Linked DNA regions of Homo sapiens: region 2 is linked to region 1. A link is a loop called in an ENCODE intact Hi-C map of the cell type or tissue named here. Cell type or tissue: Calu3. All regions are shown on one strand. Links, peaks and the distances in the headings refer to the core of each region. The heading gives the core; the rest is flanking DNA. Region 1 has its middle 58 kb from the start of LINC01814. Region 2 has its middle 130 kb from the start of LINC01814.

Region 1 (16,086 bases), core at 5,198-13,197:
CATGCCCATTAGCCTGGGAGTGTCTCTCCTGGTCCTCCTGCGTGTCCTGTCCTGACAGAGCGGACATGCATTTCTCCAGTGTGACCACATCGGGGCTGAGTTTAAAAAGCCAAGTCCCATTTCTAGCTGGTAGTGTTGAGAAGGAAGCCACATGGGGTGGTGAGGAGGTGGGTGGAAGAGGGGGGCCTGGCTCCTGTGGGAGGACTGCTGTCCCACTGTCCACCTCCCCTCCAGGTCAGCCCTGGGTCTCCCTCCTCATCCTCCTGAGCATTCTCTCCATGAATAAGGGAGGTGATTCCAAGAGGCCCGTAGCGGGTCCTGGGGCAGAGGCTTCGAGTTTAATTTTATCGTGAATACATTTGGTATCGTAATGAGAAAGCACAGTAATAATGATGATGGTAACAAAGTCATTCATTCAACATCGACTGCATGCCACAGCACACCCTAAGCTTGGACGCTCTGATATAATCCTTCCCACAAATTTAACATCCCTAGTACTGATGAAGACGTTGGGATACAGAGAAACGTGCTGAGTTTCCACGGCTGGAGAAAGGCAGAGCTGGATTTAAACCTGGGGCCTGGAGCCCCATGCTCGCCCTTTCTCTATGTGGCTCCTTAAACCTGTAGGTGATCGGCTCCATCCTTCAAGACCACACTTGGGGTTTGTCAAGGGTAAAGTAGGTTTATCATCTTAAAGCTCTGCTTTGTGCTAAGGCTAGAAAAAAACCCGATTGCTCACCTCAGAGCTTACAGGTGAAGAAATCACCATTTGCCTATTCACGCGGGGCCAGGGAGATGGTGGAGACACCCACAGTTGAGGGGCTGTGAAAAGAGAGGCTAACTCTAGCTCAGTAAGTTTTTAGCCAAGTGACCTTGGGCAAAGTCCCTAATCTCCCAGAGCTCCAGTTTCTTCACCTGTAAAATAGGTGTGATAATAGCTTCTGGCAGGATTTATGAGTTTACATGGCTGCCACAGCATGGTACCCTGAACTGAGTGACGTCAACGACAGAAACGTATTGTTCTGCAGACCCAGAGTCCAAGATCAAGGTGCAGGCAGGGTCGGTTCCTTTTGGTCCTGGGAGGGAGACTGTTCCAGGTCTGCCCCAGCTCCTGGTGTTTTGCTGGCTGTCTCTTCCTGATTTCTGCCCATGTGGCTGTGCTCCTGGGGGATAAGACAGAGTGTCACAAAGTGGCCTGTGCTAGGCCAAGATGTTGGCTCCGTTGAGACAGAACCATGTCCTGTGTGCTCAAGCACAATCTATATTCCAGACCTCTGGGGAAAGGTGGGGAAAGAGATGGGTGAATGCTCTGGTTTCTCTCTTTAGTTGACGCTAGGGTAAGGGCCATACCCTCTGTTTGGGCCAGATTGGGCTGCTGGGCTGGGAGTCAGCTCTAAGAGCCACAGTGTGGGCCTTTCCCAGATCCCTCGTGGAATGGGGTGAGCAAGCTGCTAAGCTGCTGAGCACAGTGCTGCCAGCTCTGCGCTCCACCAAGCTCATTTTTATCCATTTCATTTTTACTTGGCAAATAATAATTGTCTGTATTTATGGGGTGCAATGTGATGTTTTGATACATGTTTACATTGTGAAATGATTAAATCAAGCTAATTAACAAATCCATCACTTCACAAATTTATTTTTTATACAGAATGGGGACTATAATAAATAAAAGATGCATTGCATATTTCGCAATTGCTAAAGCATAGTAGATTTTAAATGCCAGCTTCACTCTCTGTAGTCCGGTATAGACGTGGCCCCCCCCCATGCCCTTTCAGTAACAAAAACATACACACACATGCATGGATATGGAGCTCTTTAGACACATGACCGGATACTTGAAGGGCTGCTACTCTTTGGGACAATGTTGGCTGTTTACTGAGCTGTGAGTGAAGATGCTTACAAGATGATCAATGTGCTGAAGAAATTCCACTTTGCACTGGGGTGTAGCAGGCCAGCCCAGCCAAGTGCAAAGAGCTGATATCGTATTGGGAGCATGCTATGGTAATTGTGTGTGTGGTGGTAGGGGGCCTACTAAAGTTAGATGGGTAGAGCCATGGTGATACTTCATTTACCACCTCTGTAATCTAAGAACAGAAGCTATCACATGTCTATGACATGTCAGACACTGCTAGCATGTTCTTACAAGGGAGGTTATTATTCTCATTTCCAGAGAAGCATCCAGTCCTCAGGACTAAGTACTCTTAATGTCTGTTGGTTTATCTGTTCTTTGAATAGATCTTTTGTCCATGCATGATTTTACATTGTCATGTTAACTACCGGTTTACTGAGTTATGAAGATCTTCCAAATGTTGACACATTTCATTGTTCAATATCCAGAAGCCGCCATAATTAATATCAGCATCAATCTCTGTGGAAAAGTCTTGGAGTGCTCTCAGTCAAGTACAAGCTTCCCAAAATTCTAATTTTCACTTGAAATCTTAGATATTGTTGTTGACAATAAACGCTGTCAGTTGTTTGCCTTGAATGAACAGGCCTACTTTGTTTATTTTCAAGAGGATGTCTGCCAAATACCTAAGTCTGAAGAAATATAGTTTGTCAGTTGTCAAATAAAAATGATGATGCATGAAAAAAGTGGCTAGTTTAGCTTGTAACTCACATAAGTGCTTTTCCTGTAGTCAACTTCTCACTTCAGAGCATAGTAGAAGGGTGTGTGTGTCCTTCCCATCTCCTCACACAGAATATTAAAAATATGTCATCAAGTATAGAGACATAATGAAATTAATGCTTTTTCCTGCTTCATCAAGTGCATTCTTCAGTGAAACTGATGTGTGTGGCAGGGGAGATTGCAGTGACTGTTAATATGGTTTGGTGCCACTGCCCGTTTCCTTGATTTGTGCAGTTTCCTGCACTGTTGCTTTTGTACCATGTGTGCAAATGTCGACACAGGGGAAAAGCAATATGCTCCCATTGCTCTCTCTCTCTCTTTTTCTCTCTCTCTCCTTTCCTCTATCTGTCTGTCTGTGCCTCTGTCTTTTTATTTTTAGCCCATTCTTTCTCATTCTTTCAGCCTACACCTCTCTCTGTCTCTCCATTCCTTTGTGTCTCTCACTTTCTTGAACTGTCTCCCTCTGTGTTTCTCTTTTCCTGATCGTTGCCCCGCGTCTCCTCTACCTCCTCCTCCTGCCCTCTCTCCCGGTGCCTGGATGTGTGTGGGACCCTGTGTGGGTGTGCAGATGGCACGCACCATGGCGGGTTGGGGGGGGGGGGGCACTGGTATAAAAGATCTCCCCTACAAATGCAGAGCAGTACACAGCCCTCCGTCCAGAGAAATCCTTTTCCTTTAGAAACTCACCAGCCCAGGACCCCCTAGCATTCAGGAGCCACCTGGCGGGTGCTGTGAGTGCCAAGGGCCCTTCCTTGCCTACTCCCAGCCATACTATTCTGCTGTGTGTCTTTGAGCCATGGAAGAGGGAGAAATACCATCTCGCTCCTTCTCATTTTGAAGCAGCTTGGGTTTGGTGTTTGTGTTGAACAAATTAGTCTAAAGAGATTCTAATGTTTTTTATCTCAGATGTGCTTGTTGTGTAAATATTTTCATCCAAATCATCAGAATTGTTACAGTTTGGTTTGGATGCAGTGGCTCATGCCTGTAATTCCAGCACTTTGGGAGGCCGAGGCAGGCAGATCACCTGAGGTCAGGAGTTTGAGACCAGCCTGGCCAACATGGTGAAACCCTGTCTCTACTAAAAATACAAAAATTAGCCAAGCGTGATGGTGGGCGCCTGTAATCCTAGCTACTCAGGAGGCTGAGGCAGGAGACTCGGTTGAGCCTGGGAGGCAGAGGTTGCAGTGAGCTGAAATTGTGCCATTGCACTTCAGCCTGGGCGACCAGGGTGAAACTCTATCTCAAAAAAAAGAAAAAAAAAAGAATTATTACAGTTTGTCTCAGAGATGTTTTGCAGGACAACCCGTGTAGATGGACACCTGCACCCTCCTGGCACCCTCTGAAAGAGCCCTGCCCCTCCCTCTGCCCTGTCCAATCTTCCTTCCCTTTTCCCACTTGCCCAACCCCAGTTGATGTCTGTTAAGATGCAGCCCTGGCTATTTTTGGAGGAAAGGCAAAGAACATTTATCAAACTCTTTACATGTGCCAGACATGGTCCCAGAGCTTTAGATACATTTTTTCATTGAGAGGTTATAGCACCCCTCCACACCAAGAGGTGTGGTATTATTTTATCTTTCCCATTTTACAGATGAGCAAACTGAGACTTGAGGAGTGGATAGTGACTTGTTGACCAGTGGCCTGGCTGCATGATCCAGGCACAGTTGGATCTAGGCCTGGCTGCATGACCGCAGGCACAGCTGTTGGAGGTTGAAGCAGCTGGCAGCAGACAGGCCAGAGGGTATTTGTGTGTGTGTGCGCAGGTGCACACATATGTGGATGTGCACTCCTGTGTATACACGCATGGGGCAGGGCTGGGGTTGGAGGTGCTGCAGGAACAGGTGTTGGGGCTGAGTGTGGAGCTCTCGGGAGGTGGCACTGAGGAGTCGGGCAGTTGTCCTGCACGTGGCAATTTTCTGTAGGAAAGTGTGTGGTCAGGAATGTATTCTGGAAGCCTTTCCTGGAGAGGAGTTTGGAGGATGGCTTTTGGGATGGAGGAGTAGAGGGGTGGACCAGAGGAAGGATCCCAGGTAGGAGGCCATTGCAAAAAGCAGGAGAAAGCTGATGACGACTGGTGGTGGCAGGTGGTCTTCCTGGGGCCCGTATACCTGAGCTGAAGGGGGCAGGCTCTCCAGGGCCAGGCAATGGACTGGTTGTGGGGGCTGAGGGTGAGGGGGAGGTGGCATGGTACCCAGGCTTCTGGTGAGGATGCTGTGTGTGCATTGAGACGCCTCCCCAGGAAAGAAGGCACAGAATGGGGGAGAAGGGGTGGGTCTAGGGGCAAATGGGCTTTGAATCCAGGCCTTTAAGATACCAAAGCCCCAATTCTCTTTTCTGCTGTCCCAAAGCTAGTGGACTGGAAGTGAACACCCCCTCCCTGGGGGTATTCAAGCCTAGTCAGATGGCCTGAAGTTGATCACAGGTCCCTAGAACCCAGGATGTGGGTGGGAAATGGAAGACCGCCTGTGTGCGGGCTCACATCTGCCTGCACTCTTGGAGTCTGTTTGTCCTGTGGAAGTCACTTTGGAGCCAGGGAGCTGCTTTTTAGCTCCTTGTCACCACCGCCTGATGCATCTCATTAGTCCTGCCCTCCAGCTGACAAGCATCAGCCCCTCTGACTACAAGATGGCTTCACCTAAGTGCTTCCCTCTGGCAAAGCTAAATATTAATTATCTCTCTTTATTTCAAGATTATTTATGGGTGCTAATGTCACCCATCATGGAGTGGGAAGTTGGTGCCAGGAGACATGAAGCAGTGCTAAGTCAGAGGGAGCTGCAGAATGTCCCTGACATTGGAGAGGTGGCTGCTGCCTGGGTAGCCCGGCCTGCTTGTTATTGGGGGTGCCTCTGAGTGATGGCCCAGGTGGCTGTCATCCCAGGTGAAACTGCAGGATCGGAGGGAACAGAAATAGTTTGCTCAACCTGGGTGCTCAAGTGAGAGCCAGTCCCGTGGAACCAGAGCTGATCATTTGTGCAAGGCTCAGCTGAGAATGTGTCTGTACGTTTCAGGTTTTGGCAGGTGAATACACATCGAGTGGACCGAGGATGTGCCGGAAACATGCTGGCCCTGGAGCGAGAAGGGCTCAGAAGACAGGGCCCTGTGTGTGGGTGGGTGGAGGTTTAAAACTGGACACAAGTCTGTATCATAGAACTGCCCCTGTGGGTGTGTTGTATTTGTGCGTGTTTGTGTGTACCTGTGTGTGTGTGTGTGTGTGTGTGTGTGTGTGTATGAGCATGGGTGTGGGGGACATTTTGCCCATTAGAGGGGATCCCTGGACTGATGGAAAGTAAGAGGAATAATGTCCTTTGATGAAAGGTCCGTCTCCTTGTGTGACCCATGTCCTTGGTGCACAGATGCTCACCGAATCTCCACTCTTGGATGGAGATGCGTGCTGGGGAGGCTTCTGCTTGCTGCTGTGTGGACTCTGGTAGATGCTGTCCCTCCAAAGGGCAATCTCTGATGGAAGGTGGAGGAGCAGGAGAAGGTCAGTGTGAAGCCTGGAGCTTCCAAAAGGGTAGGCAGAGAGGATAGCCTGTCATGCTGATTACTTCCAAGTAATGTAGCAGATCTGTAATTATAATATGAGGTCATCTTAATTTGAATGATGTAAAATAATGTCTAATTAGACACCATCTCATCTTTTAGAGACTTGCCATAGTTCAAATGGAAAACCTTTCAACTTCTTGGTGGTGAGCTTTGAAAATCTCATCCTCTCTCAAGTCTCTCTCTCCCCTTGCCAGCCCTGTAGTCACTGGCCTCCAGCGGCTTGCAGCCTGTGTACTGGCACTCCTTGGCTCGTCTGCCAGGCAGAGGGAGAGGCAGGGCTGGAGGTGGCCTCTGGAGGAGCCAGCAGGGATTTGGAGGCGGCCAGACTCCCCCCTTCTCTCAGGGAAACTCCTTTTCCTGGGAAAAAGTGTTATAGAGGATGGAAGACTCACATTAGGAACCAAGACACCTGGGCTTCAACCCGGGACAGCCTCCAAACCACAGACCCTCCTGTGAACACCCCGCCTCTCTGACCCTCGGACTCTTCATCTGTGACTTGGAACACAGGTGGTGCTAGTCTGCGAGAGGAGGTGAAGGAGGAAGGCTGGAATGGAGCAATGTTTCTTAACATTTTTGGAAGCCTCATTGCTCTTCAAGTTGGGCTGAAGGGTTTCGCTGCCAAAATCAAGTCATGACATTTCCCCCTGGCTTGTAGGAACAAGGACATCAAAAGCTACCAATGGCAAATGTCTCCATGTTCTCCACTTGCCATCTCGGGGGCCTGCAGCACACTCGGACCTTGCCAGGCTTCTCTGAGCACCCTGGGAGTCAGTCCACCCTGCTTGCCCCTTGTCACCTCCTGCCCAGATTGTACCGTTGGACTTTTCCACAAGTGGCCTCTGGCTGAGAGGATCTCAGCATCTCTGCTGGCCCTGCTCTTTCAGTCTGGCCTCTCCCCAAGTGTGACTGAGCCCCTCCCTGCGTCCCCAGGCAGCCATCTTCAACAGCTTTACTGAGGAGGATTACATCCCCTCCTGGAGCCTGCCTGCTGTGCCAACCTTTTAGAGGGTGCTGGTGGGGGTGTTTCCTCACTGCCTTGGGGGTGGGGAGCAGGGCCTGCTCTTCTGTTCCCTCCCCACCTTGTCTTCACTCCTGTCCCCTGTCTTGCCTTTTACATGTGAAGCAGAGCACCTAAAACCTCACACTGAGAAATCTGCATTTAGGGCAGTTCACCTTTTAGTGCTTCCCCCATATAACGGGAAATACTCAAATACTCCGGCCCACATCTGCATGAATTAAAAGGCTCATCTAAGAGAAAGTCTTTCCAGAGGACAGAGTTCTCTCTCAGAATGCAAAAAGTGGGTACATTTACCAAAAACAGGCTAATTGGTGATGCAAGTTGGCTAGGTCTCCCTCTGGAATAGAACGTTCTCCATTTTAAGTTTCTCTTTCATAAGTGTGTCAATTAAAAATTTAAAATCGTGTTAAAACACACGTAACATAAAAATGACCATCTTAACCATTTGTAAGTGTGCTGTTCAGAGGCATTAAGTTTCTCTTCTATAATTTTTAATACCTTGGGACTTGTTACCACCTGACGGACTGCTTTATTCTATGAGATCCTATTTTAAGTTGAATGTCTGTGCTTCTGGGTGTCCCACAGAGAGCACTGCTGCTCCTGGTGTGGGCGGTGGTGGTGGTGGTGGGGGGGTCATCTTGGAGACACTTCTGGAGCCCTTTGCAGCTGCCTCTTTGGGTTCTTCCCTGGTTTGATGTCGGCACAACATCCTCCACTTATTAGCCCTGTGACTTCAGACAAGTGTGTCAGTTTCCTTATCTGTAATATACAAACATTGAGCCTCTCCTGGGGGAGAGGAGACAAGGACCAGATAGATAATTATGTCCCGAGAGTAGCCAGCGTGCCCTGGCCCCAGGAAATGGCTTCTTGCTGTGACTGCCTGGGGTGGTCACAGCAGCTGCCTTAGCCAAGCAGGAAGTGGAGCGCAGGCCAGATCCTGTTAGAGCAGGTTGAAAACATGGAAGTGAGTCCAGCAAGGGAAACTGTGAAAACTAGCCAGGCCTGAAGCTGATCGCTGACCTCCTCCGTGGTAAAATCGATACGGACTATCCACTTCCCCTTTGTGCCTTGGCTTCGTAGGAAAGTCCCTGCAGGTGTGAGCTGAGAAGCACAAAGAAGGCTGGGAGATAGCAGCCCTGGAAAAATAATTCCACCTGTAAACACCTGTGTTAACAAGTGCTGTATTTGTGCAGCTATTTTCTTTTTCAAATACTGTTGACACACACCTATTCTCTTACCCTGCTCAGGTGTGTGTTGCATGGCATCTGGAGACCTGCTGGCCAGGGGCCAGCCTGCCTGTCTGAAATGCTTCCCTTCTCTGCCCAGCAACGTGGGGCGTGGGAGGCCACGGCTCTCTGCGGCTTGGCTGTAGCTTTAGCGCTGTTGGGCTGACGGCCTGGAGTTCAGCCAAGTCCCAATGAGCATGAGGTCTGAGACCTCAGTGAGACAGGAAGGACCAGCCTGGGGCCCCTTAGGGGACAGTGACCCCAGCTGGATGAAAGAGGACACCTGCTCTTTTCCTGGCTGGTTAGGGTCACTTTGCATTTTAACACCCAAGGGAAATTTGAACCCTTCCACCACCTGATCCCGCCAGCAGCGGCTGACCCAGGACAGGGGAGTGAGAGATGTCCAGGTTCCAACAAGGAGCCCTTCAGAGGTAATGCGGGGAGGGGCGGCAGTCCGTTCCATGCAGCTCTCCTGCAGCCTGAAGAGTTCCAGCATCCTTTCCCAGCTCCATCTTACTCCATGGAAGCCCTGTGCAATTAACTCCTGTCCTACCCTGGCCACTGGTTTCAACCCTAATGCACGGTAGAATCACCAGGGGATCTTGTCAAGGTCCTGATGCTCAGGCCGCAGGCCTAGGGATGCTTGTTCACTTCATCCCAGGCAGGGCCTTTGAAAAGTTTTGAAAATCTCCCCAACCAGTCTCATGGGTGGTCAGTTGGGAACGACTCCCCTAGCAAGATAGTGGGACATCTCATCTCGGTGTATTTATAAACTAGCAACCTTTGGTTTCGAACGGCTGTGCATTTACAGAAGCATTGCAAAGATAACGCAGAGGATTCCTGGACACACCTCACTGGTTTCCCCATTGTGACAGCTTGCATCTCCCTAGCACGTTCCTCACCACTAAGGAACTAACATTGGTTGGTTCTTTCAGCTAAGCGCCACGGTTTATGTGGATTGCACTAGTTTTTCCCTAAGGCCTTTTTCTGTCCCAAGATTCCCCTCTAGGATCCCACATTGCATTTGGTTGTCACATCTTGGTGGCCTCCTCTGGTCTATGACAGTTTCTCAGACTTTCCTTGTTTTGGATGACCTTGACAGCTGTCGTGAGGATTGGCCAGGTATTTTTGTAGAATGCCCTTCAGTTTGGGCTATCTGATATTTTTCTTATGGTTAGACCGCGGTTACGGGTTCTCGGGAGAAGCCCACAGAGGTGAAGTGCCATTTTTATCGTATGCAATCAAGGGTGCGTGCCTATCAACAGGACTGATCGCAGCCAATGACCTTGAGCTTCTGGCTGAGCTGTGTTTGTTGGGTTTCTCCCAGCAAAGTTCTCTCCTCCCCCACTCCTTTCTCAGACCTGCCCTTGGGAAGCAAGTCACCAAACACAGCCCACACCTGAGGGCAGGGAAAGTCATGCTCCACCTCTTCGAGAGGTGGGTAACTACATAAATTATTTGGAATTCTTCTTTAAGGGTGGATTGTCTCTTCTTCCTGTTATTTGTTCAATCATTTATTTATATCGATGTTGGCTCATAGGTACTTATTGTATTCTCTGGGTTATAATCCAATAGTAGTTTGTTGCTCATACTCTTCCAACTTTGGCCATTGGGAGCTTTTTCGGGATCTGGGTGCCCCCCCTCCTTTTTTTTTTTTTTTTTGAGACAGAGTCTTACTCTTGTGGCCCAGGTTGGAGTATAATGGTGAGATCATAGCTCACTGCAGCCTCCTCGAATTCCCAGGCTCAAGTGGTCCTCCCACCTCAGCATCCCTAGTAGGTGGGACTATAGGCATGTGCTACCATGCTTGCCTGATTTTTTTGATTTTATGTAGAGGAGAAGTCTCACTATGTTGCCCAGGCTGGTCTTGAACTCCTGAGCTCAAGTGATTTTCCTGCCTCAGCCTCCCAAAGTGCTGGGATTCCACGGGGCGTGAGCCTCATGCTTGGCCCCATTGTCCCTTTGATGTGCTCCCATCCATTGTTTTGTGAGCACTTCCTTGCTTAAGGAGATGGCTGAACACCTGCAAGATTCTGTTTTAGACACTATTTTCGCATTTTCATTGCTTAATAATAACCCTCCCTTTGGTGAATGCATACACTCTCTTCCTCTCTTACCCACAGTTTTCATTCTTGTCCTAGGAGTGGTGTCATGGGGATGTAAGCCTCCTTAGTAAAGCTGGGGCAGATGGAGTCCTGGATGGAGGGTTGTCTGGCTGGTTTGTACCCAAGCTCTGCTCCTCACCAGCTGTGTGATCTGGAGCTAGTTCCTTGACCTCTATCAACCTCCAATTTCTGATCAATGAAAAGGGAGCGATGCTACATATCTCAAAGGAGAGTTGGGAGCATAGGAGGAGGTGCTCAATGAAGGTGGCTTTAGTGTTTGTGTCCCTGGCCCTGTCACAAAGCAACTGGGTGACTTTTTTGACCTCTTTGGACCTCAGTTTTCTTATCTGTAAAATCAGAGGACTGGACCAGGTGGTCTCAGAGGACGCTGCCTTCTGGATGTTCCCTAAGACCTGGGTGTAGCTGGCTGGTGGGGATGAGTGAAGAGGAGTGAGCTGGAGGGGGAACTGCAGGCTGTGGCCTGGATGCAAGCAGCCTTGCGAATCTGCCAGCCAGAGAAGATGGCTTTTTGCCCTAGAAGACAGGATTTTACCCTGAAAATGTCACCTGCACATCTGTGCTGACAGCATTCCCCTGCGTGTTTCAGCTCTTAGCATGCCCTGGCTGGCTGGGCACAGGCTGGTGAGCATAAACCAGTCAGATCTGATGGAATGTTCCATGCATCTGCTTTCGCTGGTACATAAATCTGCATGCCTGTTTTGCGTGTTCTTAGATATCTGACCTCCATCTTGGTGTGTCCCTCTACCCAGCAATGGCATTTGTCAGCTTCTGGTGGCAAATGGGATTTTGGTTGGGCTGTGAGGTTGGGTTTCTGGTGTGAATTTCTGGGGTGGGTTGCAGGTGCTGAAACCAGGGCCAGAGCCTGGTTATAGGTGGGGTGTGGCTGCTTGTTCTGTTTCCTGTGGGAGCTTGCCTGGCAGTCGGCCTGATGTGGGCCTGTTCATCTGAACAGGAAGGGGCAGGTTCTGGAAAGGGGTGGATGGTGCAGGGCTGGGGAGCAGACCCAGGTGCTGGGGTGAGGTTGGGTGACAGCAGTGGGCTGCAGGGAGAGCCAGATGAGAGCAAGCCTTAGTTTCAGTCCCCGAGGAAGAAGCTCAAGGCCACTTACCCAAACTGAGATGTAGGTTAGGGGAACCCAAGGCTCTGGCCAAGGTAGTAGATGTCCTAGTGTTCAGGATGGGCAGCAGAGTGAGTAGAGAAAAAGGGGAATCAAGATGTGAGCCCTTGGCAATGGTGGGCCCAGGAGACCCAAGGAGGGTTCAGTGTGCCCAGTCCGTGGAGTGAGCAGGGGACAAAGACAGGGGCCAGGGGCGAGGTCTCTGGCCTGCCTCTTCCACAAATTACTGTACAGAGAGAAACAAGTGCACTAAGTTGTAGATACAGAGATGCTTCTTGTGGCCTTCGTTTTAGTAGGATAAAATTGGAAGCAACCAATAAAAATGTGCATTGGTAGGATGTCAGCTTTATTTATAATGTGTTCTGTGCAGCAGAAAACTGAAGCAGCTGAGAATGAGCTAGGCCTACGTGAATGGGTATGGGAAACATTGCAAAGGTGCATGCTGAGTGAAGAAAGCAAAGTGCAGGGCACTGTCCAGTCTGCACCCATTTGAAGAAAATTAAATTCACTAATGATGCTTCTATATTGTATCAATTAGGATGGGTTCTTCTATAAGTAACTGAAAACCTGACCAGCACTGGTTAAAACATTGAGCTTTATTTTTCTCATGGAACACCATGTATGGAGGTTAGCAGCCGGGGGTATGTGTTCATCCACTGAACAATGTCTTTAGAGATCTGGGTTCTTTCTCTTCTGCTGTGCCTTCATAAAATGTGTTGGCTTTTTATCCCGACACTCTTTACCCCATGGTCCCAAGATGGCTGCTGCAGCTCCAAATATCACACCCAAGCATGAGAAAAGAGGAAGGGGCTGGCCAATGCCAGGCACATTGTTTTTTCTTTTTAAATCTGGAAAGTAAGAGCTTCCTGGATGCCACCTGGCCCCTTGTCTCCCTGCCACAGGCTAACTCACCTGTGCATCTCATTGCCAGGATAGGGTCACGTACCCATCTCCTGCTGCAAGGAAGGCTGAAAAAGCAAAGATCTGGCTTTCTAAACATAATAGCAAGGAGGGAGAGTCTGAAAAATCTGTTAAATTAGCAGCTGTTGGTCCTGTGCATGTAATGGCCCCTCCTGTGCATGTGATGACTTGTTGGGAAGGGAACCTATAGGACTCTTGAAAGTGATTACCTCTGGGGCGTAGGGTATTGGATCTGACAACAGAACGTGGCTTCCTGTTTAATTATATATCTTTTTGTGCTCCGGCTTTTTTTTTTTAATCATGTATATATGACTTTCAATGAAAAAATTTATTTAAAAGTCTACTAAAGCATAATGAAATGAAAGCTGTGAAATATGCCAGACTGAGAGTTGATTCAGGAGACAGTGTCTAGGGCAAGCCCTGAGCTTCCTGTTTGCAGAGAGCAAGGCCACCTGTGGGGCTCCCCTGGCCCAGTCCATGGGCACATGGGCTGCAAGCCTGGGCAGTCTGGGCTGATGATGGGGTGGGGGAGGGAGACCCCGTCTCTGCTCCCTGGGTTTGCCCTAGAGTCTGGGCTAGGGCTGAGGGTAGGGGTGGGGCTTGCAGGGGCCCAGGGCCAGCCAGTCATAGGGAGAGGAGGATGTGGGGGAGGGAGCTGGGAAAAGCCTAGTTCCCCCATTTTGCAAGCACGTTCTTAGTGTTTGTGATTTTCTTGCTGCCTCATCTTTCAGAGGTTGACACTAACTCCTCAGGAAAATCCCTGCCTCTTCTACTATCGAGACTGATGTATGTTTCTGATTCTGCTAACCAACTGGACACGTGTTTTTGATGATACAACATGAAGCAGAAATGGGAAGATGATCTGAAATTACTTCTTAAATCAGATGACTGGGATGAATTCGGAAGAGAGCCAAGGAACATGGGATTTTGCTTTTCCTAAGAGTGATCTCACTTATGGTGGTTGAGGGGGTGATCTGTACCCCTGCACATGTGGATGGAGTCTAAAGAGGAGCAGAGGACAATTGTCCCAGCTAATACCACCCCAAGTCTTTCTCCATTAGTGAGTGACCTGTAATGACCCTGCAGGAGGGGACATGTCGTGGCTGGACTCAAAGCTGTGTTCTGCTGACCAGGCATGGAAGACCCTGGCCTTGCCCTGGTTTTAAAATAGAGCTATAAGAGTTTACAAAGGGAGAATGATACTCCAGCTTTTTATCAGTCTACAGGGGGTTCTGTCCACTCAAAGTCTTGGATGGGGCATACTTTAGTGTGAGCCTCTAAAATTTTCCTTATAGGGGATCAAACTGTATCAGTGTATATTTTATTTGTCTTGTGTGCGTAAGAGAAAGCCCAGCATAGTGTAAGTTCAGATGCTTCTTAATAGAAAGGCCCAAGGAAGGTGGAGCTTCAGTATTTTACTGACAATGTATTGGAGATGATTGTAGGGTCCAGGAAGGACTTTACAGAGACTCATAGATTTTTCGGGCAGCCATTCCTTAAATTCACAAAGCATGAAAATTGCCTAGATCTGGGAACCTAAGAATAGATGTATTAGACCTCTTTGCAGGAAACAGAAACCACTCTAGGTGTGTTAAACAGAAAAGGCTTTAATACAGGGAATGGAAGACCTAAAGAAACAGGCTTTAAACTGGGCTTCTGGAATCATTCCTGTAAGAATATAGAACTGGACATTGGGAGAGCTGTAACCTCTGAGGCTGCTCCTAGGGCTGACCTGAAAGCAAGAAGCTGCTGCTGCGTCTGCTTCTGATGGAAAAGGAGCACTCAAAACTGCCATCTGGGGATTAGGAAGCCAGACCAAGACACCCAGGAACTGGAGGATGGACCCTGGGCTGTCATTGCTGGAAAGCCCTATGTCTCTGTGCCTACGCTGTGGCAGCAGCGGTCAGGTACTGCAGGAAGAGGGCACCCACCTCACTACTGCCTTTTAAAGGTATCTGTTTGGTGCAGGCTAACTTTTATCCAGACCCCTGGATGCACGGAAGCTTTGAAAATGCCTTCTAACTCTTCCATCTGACAGAGGAGAGGGCAAATGGGCCTTTCCAGAGAGCCCAGCAGAGGAGGTGACACCAACAGGTGCTGGATGGCTAAAGTCAATTTGTGCAAAATTAATTCTTCAAGAAATGTTTGAGTCAGAAACACATCACACTTCGGGTGGGTAAATTGTGGAAAGCAGCCATTTCTCCCAGTTTCAACGTGTGACACTAGCTCCTTCTGTTTCAGCTCTATGGTACTTTGGTTTGCGGCCTAGAACAAGCCTCAGTTGCCACAGTTGTGAAAGGAGACGTGACAAGCTTGAAGGGGTGATTTCTCTTTTAGCTCACAGTTTGGTCTTGAGCTGGGCATGTCTTATAAGCACTTCTGTGAAAAGCAATTCTTTGTTCTTGGGTTTGCCAAATTTTAGGCACACTTCACTGGGTGATTTTCTAAGAGCTCGTGGAGATCAAAGTGAATTAGGAGGAAGAAAAACTTGTGGAAAGGTTGGGGAAGCACTAGAACAGTGGGCTATTGCACAAACAGCAGTGTCTGGTATGAGGCTGGCATCATAGTTTCCAGGCTCTGTTCTGTTTGCTATCTCCAGCAAGCCTCCTTTTGCAGATGAGAAAACTGAGGTCGGGCAGCTTTGTGACTTTGGGGATGATGTTTTAGAGACCCCATGACAATGGTAGGGCTGGGATACAGACGCATGTGTCCCAGTGCTCTGGCCCCATGACGTGTGAACTCCACCCACCATCATAAAGGGCACTGTCTATTTGGAAGTCCCCCGGTCCCTAGCTGGGCTCCTGGGATGAAGAGGAGGATAGGGAGGGACATGGCGGGTGTAAGCTAGGGTCCTGTTCTGCCTGCTACCCTGGGCTGCAGGGAAATGCTGGTAAATGTTTAACAACTGACACCCTTCCCCACCAAAAATAAAAAGCCCCAAGTTATAGCATTTTCCCACGTCTGTGGTGTTAATTCTCTCCCATCCCGATTCTGAACTACCAATGAGAGACTGATAAGTGCACATCTGGAAAGAGATGCTCCCACTCAGCAATAATGATGCTGTGGGGTGGGCACCCTGATGTTGGTGTTCTGCTACTACACCTGTTGGCCAAACCCCCCAATGTTTGTGAGAGAGCTAGGGCAGAGTGGCTGATGGCTGGAGGATTACGGAGACTAAGGGGACACAGGCTGCTTGGTGAGGGGGCTGCCCCGAAGGCAGTGATGTCACTCTGAGGCAGGAGAGGGCTGAGGCTGCATGTGCTGACCGGTCCCCCGAGGAAGGGCTTTAGAGGCTATCCTGGCAAGGAGCGCTAACGACCTCCCACCCATTGCCAGGGACCTCAGTGACCTGTCCATTGTCACACAGCTAGCAGCCGCCGCATTCTGAGCCTCCAGGTTCCGAGCTTGTGAACCAGCTCTCGTTCGCTCAGAGGCCTCAAGGGCGGGATGCCTGGCAGCTCCCTTCCTACCATGGGCCAGAGGCGGAGAAACAGGTGCTGACTGGAGCT
Region 2 (16,086 bases), core at 4,069-12,068, 67 kb after region 1:
GAGATGCTGGGCTTTAGGTGGAAGTGGCAGAAAGAAAGAATGCTTCTATTTTGCTGAGGTGGTTCTTTTCTTGGAGTGAGTAAGGGGTAGTTGCTAGTTAACAGAAACAAAGGATGAGATAGTGCTGCAGAGAGAGCACCTGGGTGTGTGTGCCCGTGTGCATATGTGAAGAGAGAGTAACTGTTTCCCCTTTCATATAGAATTATTTGATTTTGCCCACATGTGTATAGGGACATGCTTAATGCACTGTCAATGAACCCATGACTGTGTCATTTCTGGTTCACCAGAATATATCAGGCATGTTCTCAACTGAGTGCCAAGTACCATGGAAAGCCTGCAGTGAAAGTTCTTGCTTTCTGTTACTCTGGCGAGGAAAGCCAGTAATGATCATGACCTTAGCTGAGATCCAGACAACAGAAGAGGACCAGTGCTGACGGCTCCTCACATGGGTTTGCTTGGGCTTTGAGGGATGACTGAGAATGTCTTCAATTTTTTTTTTTTTTTTGAGACAGAGTCTTGCTCTTGTCGCCCATGCTGGAGTGCAATGGCGTGATCTCGGCTCACTGCAACCTCCGCCTCCAGGTTTAAGCGATTCTCCTGCCTTAGCCTCCCAAGTAGCTAGGACTGCAGGCACGCGCCACCATGCCCAGCTAATTTTTTTATTTTTAGTAGAGATGGGGTTTCACCACGTCAGGCTGGTCTTGAACTCTTGACCTCAGGTGATCCACCCACCTCCGCCTCCCAAAGTGCTGGGATTACCGGTGTGAGCCACTGGCTGAGAATGTCTTCAATTTAATGGAGAAAATCTGAAAACAGTGCCCAATGATAGTGTGGAAGGATGTGATAATATTTTAATATGGACTTTATACACACATTTGCTTTTATCTGAGTAATTAGGGCTAGCGAAAGGTTTAATGAGTACTGAGCACGTAGTAACAGTGCACGAGCTGAATAGTCGGGCAGCTGGCCTGGATGCACTGGGGCTTTTTCTTTTTAGTTCACTGGAAGTCGAGTCTTCTTTCCATAATGTCTATAGTGCTGAACAATAAGATTGGTTCTAAACTGAAGTTAGAATGTCTAAGTGTTCAGCCCAAGCGTATTAGAAAAATTACTTTGGTAGAACACTTACTTTCTCCTGAAATGCTGTTGGGAAAATAGTTTCTTTCAGTTGGCCTTGCAGAGTCTTTGAAAATATCCTTGGTGCTGCAGAAGCTTTATTTGAGAATGCCACAAATCTTCTCCCACCCTCCATTCTTACTAGTGGAGACAGTGAGATATTACAAAATAGAAAGTATAATTTATTTTTTAATTGTAAAATACTTTGAGTATAATGTTTCTCTTGTGATATTAGATTAGTCATTTGCCATTATTTTCTATGGCAAAAACGACAGTCACTTTTGTACCACCCTAATGATTGACCTCCCCTTTAAAAAACAACCCATCCCCAGGAGAGATGGTTTAGTAGGATTCTTCTTTTTTTTTTTTTCTGACATACAGACAGGGGTCTCCCTATGTTGCCCATGTTGATCTCAAACTCCTGAGCTCAAGCAATCCTCCTGCCTTGGCCTCCCAAAGTGTTGGGATTGGAGGCTTCAGCCACCACACCAGGCCAGTTTAGTAAGATTCTGACCCTCGATGATCCTGTGGATAATTTTTCTCTTCAAATGTCACATGTCGGATACCTGTTGAATGGTAAGTGGGGGCTGTGGGGCTAAGGGAGGATGCCCGGCCTATGTCTGAGTAGGAGGGTCCATTTATACCAGGCCGGGTGCAGCCAGGCTGAGGCGGGCAGGTGGGAACCCCCTGCAGGCTGCAGGGTCCAGGCACTCACTGCTTCCAATGGTGGAATCAATGTCGGAAGTCCACAGAGAAGTCATAGCATGTGACTGGAATGAAAAATTGGGGTTAAAAATTCAGAGCCGTGTCTTTAGTTCATTCTTTGATCCTAGCAGTTAACATTAATTTCTCTTCTAAGTAGGTGATTTGAATGCAGCTTATCAGATTTTTTTTTTTTTGGAGTCTCTGTGGTTCTTTTTGTGCAGCTTGCTTGCTTTCTTTCTTTCTTTCCTTCCTTCCTTCCTTCTTTCCTTCCTTCCTTCCTTCCTTCCTTTCTTTCTTTCTTTCCTTCTTCCTTTTTTTTTTTTTAACTTTTTTCCCCACTTAGTGCTTAAAAAAGGCATGACTTTGAGAAAATAGTCATCTCTCTGGGATTCATCTCCGCTGAAGTCATCAGAAGCTGCACCCACAATGGAGCAGGAATTGGGGAGCGGGCAGCGGAGGGGGCTCTGCTTGCCTCAGAGACAGAGTTCCTGCTCATGCTCCCACAGGGTGGCCATGCCATGGTTGGTGGCCTGTGATTTGACTTGGCCCGGATGCCCTTGGCTGTTTTTGCTTGGCATCCAAACTGGCTGTGTGGCTGCCTGCGCGGGTTTCTCCCCAGCCCCTGGCACAGGTTCTCTCTCCTTGTCTGCTGGGACAGGGGCTTCCTAAGAGATGTCTGGTCCTTCAGGTCTGGGACCTGTTTGCCCTTGGAGCCCACCTGGGTCTTCTCTGTGGCCTTCTGGACTCTCTAGTTTGCTTATGAGCGTGTGAGGTTTCCGGGCTCCTTTCCTGCAGCCGGCCTTGCCTCCCTGCAGTTTCCTGCCTCTCCTCGCTCCCTGACCTCTCTCCCGGGGAACTCGCTCTTCTAGGCGCCATCTTCCTCCTCCTCCAGCCTCCCGAGTGCAGAGGTCCCGTGGCTCCGTCCTCAGCTGACTCCTTTGCATGCTCCGCATTTCTCCCCTGGATCCCATCCACACTATGTGTCAGTTTTATTTCCATGCAATACTCCTCTCCCTCCCTCATGACTGGCAGCCCACAATTCTGTTTCCCACTGGATTTTTCCATCGAGATGCCCTGTCAGCCCCAGAGCCCCTCACCCCTGGCTGCCGCCACACCCCCAACCCCGTGAGGCCTGTGGGGCTTTCCTTTCTCCTTCTCTGACATCTGCCCCGTTCTGTCCTTTCCTCTACCTGCTGTCTCACCAGCACAGCCTTCACCCTTCACAGAGGCTTCAAAGCTGCTCCCCAATTTCCATCTCTACCCGCTCCGATTTATCCTGACTATAGCAGCTTTCATGGGGTCCCCAAAAGAGCCCCCCTCCTCCCTGCCTGACTTTTGAGTAGGTTAAGAGATGAAACATTGAGTAAAGATGGAGGTGTCTTTATTCTTGACAGATGTCACATTAGCAAATACGACTTTGCATGCAGTGGCTAAGTGCTTGGCTGTGCTGACCTCAGTTTAAGTGACTTAGCCATCCAGTCTTTGCAGCAGTAACCCAGAGCAGGTGTCTGCCACTGGAGGGGCTGGCCCAAGGATGACTTCCTGGAGCAGGGTGACAACAGGCCAGAGCAGCAGCAGAGAACTCCTATTTTTCACCAACAGGCTCACTCCAGAGAGGAAAAAGAAGACCAGAACTGAACCAAGCTTGCCCAGTCATGCATCCTAAAATATCAACTGGAAGGCACTCTCTGTCCCTTGGTGGGCAGTAGGAAAGGCTACCGAAAGGAAGCATCTAGAGAGGGAAGAAGCATTTCTCCTTCTAGGAGAACTGACCAACCTTGTAAAGTCTGCATGCTGACCCTGATCTCCTGCTCAGATACATTCAAGCCCTCCATTTTTGTGTCCCCAGTCTTATTCTCCCAAAGAGAATAGTCTCCCAAGCTCCATTTTTGTCTAGATTAGCCAAAGGTCAATACCATTTGTCTTGTGCTTTTCCTTCTTTGTCTACATTTAAATTGGAGTCATTGAAAGTTTACAGAGACTTCAAGTTCAAGTTCAAGTTCAACCACCATAACAATCACTGCAGTAGCAATTCTCAATACCAAGCTCCCAAGCTCCCACTGTGGGCCAAAGCAGGGCACTAGATGCTTTAGAAATGCACTCTTGTTTAATTCTCAAGTGTAGAAAACCTAGCCTGCCTGACTTAAGCAGTAGGGAATTTATTGGGTCATGTAATTAAACAGTTTTTTAGACCCAGCTCCCTCTATCCAGGCTCAAAGAAGGTTATCATAATTGGTATCTATCTTTCCACTGCTCTCCATACTTGGTCCATGGACCCATTTTTATGTCCCATGTAGTTATAGTATTGCACACAACAGTGACACATCCTCTGTAAGACCATACACAGTGGTGACAAGCCCTGAGCATCATTCCCTGCAGCACCTCTAATGTGCCCTTGCACTTCCTCGGGGGAACTTGCTTCAGTGCAGGGTCTTACCCAGCAAGCCTGGAGTAGGGCCTCCCACCCACTGGAGATCCAGGTTTGTCACAAGCTCCCAGGTGATGCCTGTGACCCAGACCACATTTCCAGGAGCAAAGCACTCCAGTGCCCAAGGCCATACAATTAGCAGATGACAGATCTGGGACTTGAACCCAGTCTGATTGATTCTACAGTCCAGGTGCCTCCTACCACTGCCTCCATCTCTGTGAACACTGCCCATGTCTCCCTGAGGGAAGTGCTCCTTTTCCTCGGAGCCCCTTTAGCATCCCGTATGTCTTTTACAGTGCCTGTGTTCCATGTCTTAGTCTAGTTATTTGGGTAGGCCGTACAATGCACTGCAAGTATTACCGTTGCTCACTTTTTCCCCCTTTAACTTCTCAATTAGAATCCTATGAGAAGGTGGGACTGTTTTCCAGAATGTTGCTTTAATGAGGTCAGGGTAAAATCCCTTCCCCTGCTTCTGGTAACAGTCTTACCAGCCAACTCTTCTGTGGATTCCTGTCTCTGGTCACAAAGGAACTGTCTTAGGGACCAACCATGGATGGAGAGATCTAATCACGCACCTGGTAAGGACATCTGTGCTCCTCCTAGTTCTCAGCCCTATGCCTGGTACTCTTGGGCAGGACCCAGACAAGGAAAAAGGCATGAAGAGATTGGCCCTGCCCACAACAATCCACTTAGGGAGACCAGAATAACCCACGTGAAACCGTGGTGAACAAGACAAGACAACCTGATAATAAAATGCTAATTTGAAGGACTAGAAGTGATGTTGGATTCAGAGGCAGAAGAGATTCAAGAGAGCTGGAATAGGCAAGAAAGATTCCACAGAGGAGGGACCTGAATTAAGTTTTGAGAGGGGGACGGGATTTGGAGGGGGCAGAGGTCATTTTAGGCCAAGGAAACAACTCAGACACTGCCTTCTTCATGTCTAAAAGACAGAACACCTCTGTGGCACTGTTTGTGTTGGGCACACTGACGACATGGCAGGTAACCTCCAAAGCTGCCAAAGTGACTTGATATTTATTCAGACTCTAAAATAAATTGGCCTATTACATCAGTTGTAAGGAATCATATTTGGACAGTGACTAGATTTGAAGGATCTAGTTAAGTTATGTTGCCAGTTAAAGAAATCTCAGCGTTCATTTTCTCTACCTTTAGTGGAAAGGATCAGTCCATCAATAATATGGACAGGACTTGGCTGGATGCTGGGGAACATGGAGCAGCGGGGGGTGGAGGGAACTAAAAGGGAGTGTTAAGATACAGAGATGCATGGATTTGGGGGACCTGTCAACAGCAGGGAGAGATATCTCCTTCCCCAAATGTTGGTGTGTGAGGAAGGTCTAGGCTAGTTCACAGTAACTGGGAACTTTTGCAGGGTTTAAAGGAAGAGAGGTGGAAACTTTGAGACAAAGAAGGAGGTCATTGCTGACACCAAAGTTGGGGTACACGGAATGGTGTTGGGGAACGGCACAGGATTGGGACGTGAGGCCATCAGCAGAGGGCATGACCTAGAGGGAGGTTCCCCCACTGGTACTGACTGGGCTAACTTCTCCATAGAGTTCTCAATGGTCTGGGTGAAATAAGGGAAAGTATGGTACGGTTTTTTCCTAAATGCACTCAGCTTATAGCCTTGTATTTTTGAAAATTGCTGTTTCTTTTATGAAACGATGGGGATAGTGGTCCCTCAAAAATAACCTTCCTTGACAAAATTAAAAGTTAGAAACTCCATACAGCCCTCAGATAAAAAAAAAAAAAAGTAAGTGATCTATACAATCTAAAACCTGGGAACCAACCGCTGGTCCAAGAATACAGAGAGAAAAGGATGGAGAGGAAGGGGCCAACTGGCGGCAACCTTGTTTATTATTTATGTTATGTATTCATTCATTCATTCATTCATTCATTCATTCACTCAGCAAACACCTACTGGCCTGGAAGCCTTGCTTAATTATAGCTACTGCAGACTTCCGTGGAGACTGGTGGTGAGCAGTGCTGGTCTTTGGGAAGGTGAGTCTCAGGCTGTGTTTGTGCTGGTCTTAGAGGAGAAGGCAAAGTCAATGTCCTGTGAGACCCTCCTGGAGCCTGGCTTATGTTGATTACAGGGGTCTGCCTTCATGGGTAGTGGTCCCCAGGATAAGCAGAGGGAAGAGGGAGGAGGAGAACCAGGAACCAGAACAAACCTTTCAGCCCCTAGGGAACATCCAGATTGAAGAGCTGTAAGGGAGAATCATGCCAGAGGCTCTTTTAGTGCATTTGGGTCCAACAATTAATATTTACTGAACACCTAGCCTGATCAGGACGCAGCACTGGATACAGCCTAGGTTACTGAATAACCACGCTTATTTCATCAAAATAAGTAGTGTTTAAAGGGCCAAATGAAATCAAAAAGTGGTCCAAAGTCACTACTTTCTATTTCCAATTGCTTTGGGGCATCAGTTATTGAGAAGAATGCCTGGGTGAATTTGAAGTATCAGATGCATGTGTGTGCATGTATGCAGAGTAGTGGCAGGAAACCTGTATGACCAGCCTGGGAAGGACGTGATGTTCCTAAAGTGGAAGGGACCACTAGGATTATGAGAGCCAAGTCAAAGTTTGGGAACTCATTCTGGCTTTTGAAAATTCCACTTGCATGACTGATGTGGTTTATGCCATGGATGCCAGTTAGTGTGCAACTCCTTGCAAAATTCTGCCGGGTCAAGTCAGTGTAGCTTAGGTGGTGAGGGCATGGGATTTAATGCCCAAATGTTTAAGGCCCAGGGGCCTGAGTTTGAGTCCTGACATCACTTCAGAGCTGGGACTCCGTTACGACAGCTTACAGCAGAAGGTCTGGTCACAGACTGGCTCTGGCCCATGTGGGGTGCGGGGTCTGGGCTGGTGTCCTGCTTGTTTCTGGCTGGCACTTGTGAGAACATGAGCATCAGACATTCATGCTCCCCGTCTTCTGTGCATGTGAGTAGCGGTGTGAGGAAGGTGGTAATTCTCATTTCAGTATGAAATATGCTCTCAACACAAAAACAACCTACAAAACCAGAGGTGGGGGCAGGCCAATAAATGCACGTTAGTCTCAAACCTGACCCCATTAGAACAGCCACCCCACTCCCACCTGGAGTAGAAAGTCTGGAGAAAGGAAAAAAAATGACTTAAATCTTCTCTCCAGCCCTTCAACTTGCTGGCACGTCGCATTTGAAATGCATTCCTTCTCTAAGCTGGAAATTAGGATTTTCAAGTAATACATGAAAAACCAGTACGAAAATAAATACTGCAATAGTGGGGCCAGGATCCCTGGCCGCTCACAGAAATGTTATAGAAACTAGGCAGAATATGAGGTATTTTCCTGTGTTGTCATGCAGCACTTAATTTTTATGCTGATTATATATTTCTTATTCAATGTTATTTAACACCTGTGAAATTGACTTGACTTGGTAAGACGGCAGACTGTGGGATGGGGGTAGGGGTGAGAATCCTTCACAAGTCTTAAACGGAATTAAACCTGCGTGCTTATATTAACAAGGTAACAAGAAAAAAACCGGTCCAAACAGAAAACGGCCGGAAACCCAATGAGGTCCTAAATATAGTACAGTAGGTAATAAAGGATAAATATTTCTAGGAAGTAAAAGCCAAGAAGATAAATACCAGGTAGGCTGCACCTGCCTTCCTTATCTAACCTTTTAAGAATGCTATCGCTGGTTCCTGTTTGTCCACACCTCCAGCTGAGGGGGGAGGTGTTCCTGGGGGCAGATTGTGTTTGCAGTCGCATCTCTCCACGTCGCCTTCGCTGGTTCCGGCCTGGATGTTTTATTTCACTTTATGGGTTCACCCACCGCGGGGAGGAAGGCTAGCAAACCCGGGCTCAGGATGCTCCCTGGCGCTTCTTCGGTTATTTATTTAATCAATTTCAGCACGTAAAGGAGACCTTACTTATTTCTCAACACTTCTTTCTGTTTCCTGAAAGGCTGAAAAAAAGATGTATGTATGTATGTATGTATGTATGTATGTATGTATGTATGCATGCTCCTAAATATGTATTCAGTAAAGTTGGTAAAAAAAACACAAAGATTGGGTGGCCTGGCTGCTGCGCAGACCTGCACAGCGGGCTCAGCCCTCCCTGCACCCACCCCCGCCCCCTCGCCGACCTCCCCTGCACCTTCCATTACTCCCGCACCCACGTCTCGTCCCCCGCATCGGGCCCAGGGAGCGCAGAAGCCGGCGCGGCGGTGTTCGGGGTGGTGGTGGGGTGGGTAGTAGAGAGAGGGGAGGGCGTTCAGCGGCCCAGCAGGTGCTGCCCTCATCCGAGGCAGGCGCGGCGGGAGACAGCCTCCGCCCCACCCCGCCCCTTAACCCCGCGCCCCAGCCCGTTTACCCCGCCCGGGAGCGGCCTCCACGCCCGCCGGGCGCGTCCGGGCTGCGCCCCGACAGGAGTCCGGTGGAGCCACCTCCAACCCCCTAGGCGGCCGGGCAGGTGCAGGTGCGGGGCTGCCCTCCGCCCAGCCCAGGGCTGTTGACGCAGGTGACCCGGGTCTAAGAATCCCATCGGTCCACAGCCAGCATTCTAGGGCCCTGGGGACTGGGGTTCTTGGAAACCTCGTCAGCTGAGAGAACTCAGTTTCCCCTCTGGAGAGGTTTCAGACAGCGCGGCCCCAGACCGGGGAAGCTAGCGACTAGGCGTCCCCCCAGCCTCACAGTGGACGAGGCTGCAGTCGGGGCCTGACGGGGCCTGACCAGCGCGCCCCCTGACGCTGGCCCTTCCAGGTGCTCTCGGTGGGCACCACTGCCCGCGGTCCGCGTGATTCTTGCCCAAGTCTGTGGAGGGCCACAAAGCACCTCTTGTCATACAATTTTTAAGCGCCTCTATTCTCCCTTGGCTTAGTGGGCAACTTGCCCATTGCCCATCTCCAAATTAGGTCCCCAAAATGAGCCGTGAAATAGCGGATGATGGATGTTGCAGCCTTGGGTAAGAGCGCTCAGCTGGGTTTGTGAACAGCGTGGTTGAAGCTTCTGCAGAGGGGCCGTGAACTCTGGCCAGAGTCCGCGCTTTGGAAGAGCCCGCAGGGAATCTCAGGGATCTGCTACCTTACAAAGAAAACCGGCCTTATCCAGCCTCCTCTGCAGCACCCCCGGCCCCTCTCCCGCTTGGTGAGGCTGCAGGCCTGGGTGGGGTGGGGTGGCGGTGGGAGCATTGCTGATGCTCTCTGTACGGGCAGGGAGAAGCCTGGCTTTGGGTTAATGCTGCAGACAGGCCTGCGTGCGGGAGCCTTTGAAGGGCTTGCCGGGTTGGAAGCGGGAGGGTGGTTTAGTTTCCGAAAGCAGACTGCTTTCATTTTCTTGGTTGCCTTCTTTATCAAGATACTTCATTCTTTGACGTTTCCTGCCCAGAACCCTTTGAAGAAAGTCTTTTTTTGCTGAGTGTGCACTGTGCTCTAATAAGGCCCGTTGTGAGAGTCCCTTCTGTTGCCTGGCCCTGTGCTAAACGGTGAATAGGGGAGGCTGGGATGCGTCCCTGCCTGCTGTCCCCTCCCAGCGAGATCCGGAGAACCAGGGGAACCAGTGTTAGGGGCAGGACAGTGCCAGTGTCGAATGGCCTCTGAGATGGCAGCGTCCCCTCCGTGTGCCATCGCACTGTCGGAGAGAGCCTGTCCTAGTTTCAAAGAACTTGGGAAAAAATATTCTAAGCATCCTCAGAAGACAGGCGCTGTTGCCTAAGCGCCTCTGTTAGTCAGTTGCCCCTGACTTCTAGGTCTGAGCACAACCCTGAGTGTCTCAGCACTGTGGTCAACATGAAGAGGGCCTTCCAAGGGGGCCGTGTCAGTTATGTGGTATTTAGTATCTGGGTCAAGATGAAAAAAAAAAAAACACCAAAAAAGTTTTTCTGTTAGAAGGTTTCTCACCAGTAATTCTCCAAGACATACTTTCTGGTGTTTAATGAAAATGTTGAACTCTTCGCTGACCATCGACATGGGGAAGAACCCCACTGAGCTCATGAAATCTCCTTGTCTGCTACTTTGGTTGGCCATGTCTGCTCTGATCTTGGACAGCACCATTTCCCTTTCTTTGTGTGTTTTCCAAATGGGAGGCGGAGGCAGGCGCAGGGCCATCTCCCCAGCCTGGTGCTTTTCCTGTGTCTTTGTGAGCGGGGAGTCATTGCGGCAATACCCCGGCTCCACTGGTCACAGCTCACAGTCTTTGAGTGTGGTGGAGGCCAGGCAAGACAGCAGGCATCCAGGCCAGGACCCAGCCTTAGGTTACACTTTGCAGGGAACGTCCAGAGGAACTTTAAGGGGTGCTGGACTCCGGCGGGCCTTCCCTGGGGAATGGCCCTAAGAGAGCCACTAGAGCCGCTGACTTTCCTGGTCTCCATAAAGCAGGGGCCCCTCTTCCTGCTGCAGTGGCCCTGCTCACCCATGTGAGGATGCACCATGGTGCTAGGGTGTCTCAAGACTGGGCGACAGGTGAATGGAGGAAAGAGAAGAGCGAATCTTGTGATCCACTGGGTGTGCGGTGGTGAGATGCTGCTGTCTTGGAGAGGGTTGTGGCTTTGGGCAGATTTTATAGCATTTGTGTAACAGCTGTTATGCTTCTGCAAATCCTCTCCCTTCACTTTGGAACTCTGTCATCCTTGGCCTGCCACCTGGGGCTGTCTGGCTGCACGTCCTGAATATTTGTGTTCAAAAATGTGGAGTCGGGAGCTGGACTGTCTGGGCTGGAACCAGGCTTTGCCAATCGTTAGTTGTAGGACTTAAGTCTCTTTGTGCCTTGGTTTCCTCTTTTGCCAATTGGGGATAATAACAGTTTCAGCTTCACAGGGTGGGTGTAAGGGTTGAATGAGTGAATGTAAGTGAAGCACTTAGGATGGGGGCTGGGAGGCACAGCCCATGTGGTGAGGGCCTGCGGCGGTCATTTCACTGCTGTGTTGTTTGGCTGAGCCATATATCTTAATCCAGCTATTGGTATGTGACTTGGAATTTTCTTATTTTTTAAAAAAGAGACAGTGAGGGAGAAAATATAATTGACCTGTTTCACTGCGAGACTGACTGGACACCCTTTGCTAATGTGTGCTCTGGGGTTCCCATTTCTTAGTGGATTCACATTGGCATCACTGATTAACTTCATGGGAGCTTCCAGGTCTTTAGACAGCTTGGGATAGTGAAACTTGGGTTGTGTTTTAGAAGAAACTGGATCTGAACATCGGTATCATAAACTGTTTACCCTGGCAAGGGCTGCACTGAAGGGCAACCTATTCCTGGAGGTGTTGGTCTAGGTCTAGTCAGTACTAGCTCCAAGTTTATATGAAATGCAGCTTTAGGAGATTATCAATCAACATACCCCCAGCTCTTTGAACATAAAACAATGGAAAGTATGGCGGTTGTATCAGTTTCCATGCGTATCCGAGTGTAGCATGACTCGTCAAAGGAAAATCTCTGGAATACCCAAATGAAGCCAAGGGCTGGGCGGAGGCGTGCTATGTGCTTCTGATGAGTGAGTGCCGGGCAGCGGGTCAGGCTGGGATGTCTCCAGCAGGAAGCGCGTATGCGGCCCGCCAGGCTGCACCTGTTCTCACTTGGAATGCCCTTGCATTCTCAGGTGCAAGTCCTGAAGATGTTTTCTGAAATTCTTTCTCCTCCATGAATCCCTTTATGGCAATAATTCTGGACTGAGAGCTCTGGGGGGTGGGCTTGGGAACCTGTGAGTCACCGGAGCATGTGCCGATTCAGTGTGGCCATAGGGAAGGGCGATGGGTGATGGAGACCCCTGGTCTGCACAGCATGTATCATGGGCTGCAGCTCACAGCAACTGCCACATTCATAGTCTTGGGGAGACAAAGTGGTCTGAGTTGTTTTTCTAGAAACGGGAACGGGCCTGAGTCATTTATGCCCTTGCCAAATCGCTTTCGTTAGCAATTGTTCACATTTTCCAGATAATCTTATAAATATAGGCTTCTCTCAAACACATCTTTCCCCACATGGCCTGTTTTGTGACCAAAATTATGACCCAGTGTCTCTTCATTAATACCATGCCAGCTGGTAAGCCCAGAAGGACGCCAGATCAAAATTTCACAATTCTTTTAAAGGATGTGAGCAGTGACAGAGGAGAAAGATCTCAACAATGGCTGCTATTTATCCTGCAACAATCACACACATGCACCTTGCTCAGGACATTCCTCCCCTAAATGCAATCTTTATGAGAATACTGCAAAGTAGATTTTGCTCTCTGCCTTGTACAGATAAGGACGACATGGCTGAGAGAGAAGTCAGCTTGTGGTGGACCTCAGGGTGAAACGCTGCTGCCGTACCATTAGCTGGCTGCATTCTGTCCCTGCTAGGGCAGTGGCCGGTCCTAATTCTCTAGTGTCTCTTGCTTGTGGCAATCTCCGCTGTGGAACTGACATTTGGAACCTGACTGGGTGTGGTGTTGAAGGTGCGGCCAAGGAACAAGCAATGCCATCCACCCACCAAGGTGCTGCCACTTTGATCTTGGTGAGGTGGAGTCTATTTCAATCATTCCTCATAATCTCTTTCTCCTGGTTTCCCTGCTGTTCCATAGCCTTCTCCCCACTTTGGAGAGCGAAGCATTCACTGCCACAGGGAAGATGTAAGGAAACAGCACAGGGAACCCCAACCTGGCTTTTGAATTTCAGAAGAACTCAGGGTATGAGCAATACATTTGGAAGAATGCTAGCACAGAGCCAGTTTTTGTTCCTTGTTGCTCTGAGATTAAATAAAGATTCTAGAGATGGGAGAAGGGGAGAAAAGTTCTGAGAAGGTGTCTAAGGCTCTGTCTTCAGGCACAGACCCTGGCCAGTGCCGAACCCTCTGTTGGAGGGGGTAATGGAGGGTTCCCACTGAAACCCTAGACATGCTTGAGGATTCCTGGGGGACAGAAACGCCGTGTCACTGCTGAAGTTCCCTGGGTAGGATTTAGGAAAGGAGCCTTAATTCAGTCTCCCAGGTGGCAGCAGGTGGAATTGTTTCACTGGCGGTTCAGGTGGACAGGCTTGGAGCAGTCCCTCATATCACAGGTTCTTCCTTGTGCCTTCTCTCACCCACCTGCAGACAAGCACAGGGCAGAGTAGTGACTTGTCCCCAGGGAGGCCTGGGGGCTGCGACACCTGAAGGGGGCCATAACTGGGACAGGAGCACGTAGCAGTTAATGGCATGAGCTGGACCCCTGAGACCTGATGGAAGGAGAACATTTTTGTGGATAACAAAAATATATCCACTGATAGATGATAGTGACCAAGGGCCAGGACCACAGATGCTCCCTCCATGCCTTCCCACTGCGGCACCCCCTTGTCTTGGCACCAGGTGCTCTGGGAGCTTAACGAGACTCTGAGATGAAATTTGTCATCGTGAAAATAGAGAAACCATGTTTCTTCTACAAATCTGGAGGCCAAGATTTGCAGCTGATGTCTGAGTTAACCACCAATGGGTTTGCTGTCATTGTGGCACTGGGAAGTAGAGGTCTTGGTCACGGGAGGGGTTTTAGGTCGACCTTTTGTGATGATGGTGCCAGGTCTGGGCTGGCAATGAAGCATCTGAGTGTTTCAGTTCCTGTCTCTGACCTTTGCTCCAAGCACAGCCTCAGCCATGGATCTGCCTCTCCGGGCCTCAGTTTCCCCATTTATAAGTTAATATTGGGTCAATTATCTCTAATATCCCTTACAGTTCCAACTTTGTGAGATCATAACATTAAAATCAGACCCCAAATTCCTTTGAAATAGAGAAAGGCAAACATGCCGTGAGCCCCGGGCCCCTTGTTGATGTGACTGACCCTCCCATGATCCTTTCATTTAATTTATATCCCATTTTGTGTTGACTTTTTATTCAGCTCCTTCAAGTATGTGGACATGGTGACTTTGTCCTATGCTGTCCCGAGTCTCCATGGTGGCATTTCTCCTAGGTGACTGTCTAGGAGCTCTTGATATTCGTGTTTATCTTCTGTTCTCCAGTGTCCTGCATTTGGTCTTAAAATAGGCACATGCTTTATCATGTGCTGACCTTCTGATGTGAAGAAATCCCCAGTGTCAATGATGTTTATAAAGGAAGCCCCAGGAAGATCACAGCATTCTTGACCCTGATGACAGCCAGTAAGCACGCGGCCTTCCTGGTGTGGCCATGTGTGCCTGGGTATAAGCTTTGTACTTTCAAAAGAACCATGGAACCAGCCAGACCAAAACGAAGAGTCTTTGGTACATACGTCACCCCCAAACAAAGAAACATGTTTAAATCAGAAGGTGCACAAATCCTGATATTCCCTATTTTCACTAATGTCCTAATTTAGGGGTCCCCAACCTCGGGCCAGTGACTGGTATGAGTCTGTGGGCTGTTAGGAACTGGGCCATACAGCAGAAGTGAGTGGTGGATGAGTGAGCATTCCCTGAGCTCCACCTCCCGTCACATCAGCATGGCATTAGATTCTCATAGGAGCACGGACCCTATTGTGAACTGCACCTGTGAGGGATCTAGGTTGCCTGCTCCTTATGAGAATCTAATGCCTGATGATCTGTCACTGCCTCCCGTCACCCCCATATGGGACTGTCTAGTTGCAGGAAAACAAGCTCAGGGCTCCCACTGATTCTACATTATAATAGGTATGTAATAATAGTAGAAATAAAGTGTACAATAAATGTAATGTGCTTGAATCATGCCAAAACCATCCCCCTCACCTTGGTCTGTGAAATATTGTCTTCCACAAAACTGGTCTCTAGTGCCAAAGAAGACGGGGACCATTAACCTAATTGTTGAATGCATATACTTATTTAGTTCCAAGGAAAGACTGAATAAAGATGCAAAGAGAATCAGGTAATACATACCTATTGTGGGCATCTCTCTATCCCTGTGTTATACACTGACAATCAATAAATAATTTAAGAGTTCAGTGACACAAAAAGTGACACTGTGCAAATGGCAGTACTTCTTGTGATGGGGACGGCCGTCTTCCCTGCCCCCTGCAGCATGAGAGGCCCCTCTTGGTGCTCCCTGCGACCCTCAGCTCACTTCTTGCATGGCATAGGCGTGCTTTCCTATGGTTTCTGTTGACTTGTCTGCTTTCCGCACCAGATTGTGAGCTCCTTTGAGGCAGGGACTGTCTCATTCGTCATTGTAATACCAGTGCCAAACAAAGGGCGGAGTGGAGGAAGGTTAGATGGATGGGTGGGTGGGCGATGAGTGAGGAGCAGAGAATATGGGTAGAGGTGCGGGCACAAAAGAGTGACCATTATTGGGCACAATGAATTAATATCCAATAGTAATGCATGAGATTGAAGTCATGCAAGGAAGTTGTTTGATGGGTTGGAAATAATCCATAGAGCAAAAGTACCGCTGTTAGCAAGAATTGTTGACTTGCACACAAGCTCAAGGACAGTAAAGACAATTCATTATGGAAACTGTACATTTGTTCATGATGATGTAAGACATATTTCTCCAGTTACCAACTAGATCAATGAAATAGTGTAGGAAGTCATGCTTGGTTCATTTAAAATTGATGACCATTTGCAGGAAGGATGTTTAATTTGAAACTGCTATGCTCGTTTCAAAAATACCAAACTTATTATCTTAGAGCAGTGGTTCTCAAACTCGATAATACATTAGAATCACCTGGGAAGCTTAAACAAAATTCCTGATGCTGAGACTGTACCTAGACATTGTCTTAAACCCTTTTGGAGTTGGATCCAGGCATCAATAGCTTGTCAAGCTCCCCAGGTGATTCCAGTGTGCTCCCTGTGGCGTCTTACCTGGGCTATAACACATGGAAGGAAACTGGACACTATAAATTGCAAGAAGGAATTGGCCCCAATAGATCAATAATTTGGCTTGGTGCTTTAAAAATTTTTA

What was found. A loop is a pair of places that touch in the nucleus more often than their neighbours do. Peaks named below come from ENCODE experiments on the same cell type or tissue, not always from the same donor. Only the 100,000 strongest peaks of a DNase experiment are listed, where the experiment ranks them.
Region 2: it touches region 1 in a loop (4-fold over the local background); 2 of 110 quality-filtered maps call a loop at or near these places.

Annotation. Positions count from the first base shown.
Region 1 is chr2:8,518,219-8,534,304 of GRCh38, reverse strand. No RefSeq gene overlaps it. Among named protein-coding and RNA genes, the nearest start is that of LINC01814, 58 kb to the left of the region's middle. RefSeq lists enhancers at 7,822-7,891, 7,902-7,961, 8,842-8,951, 9,002-9,071, silencers at 7,911-8,100, 13,201-13,260 and a cis regulatory region at 7,554-9,275. In Calu3, for the core only: a CTCF peak has its summit at 8,673 (motif pointing left); DNase peaks (open chromatin) are centred at 8,214, 8,544 and 9,804.
Region 2 is chr2:8,449,734-8,465,819 of GRCh38, reverse strand. No RefSeq gene overlaps it. Among named protein-coding and RNA genes, the nearest start is that of LINC01814, 130 kb to the left of the region's middle. In Calu3, for the core only: no CTCF peak of the experiment used is centred there; DNase peaks (open chromatin) are centred at 7,979 and 8,609.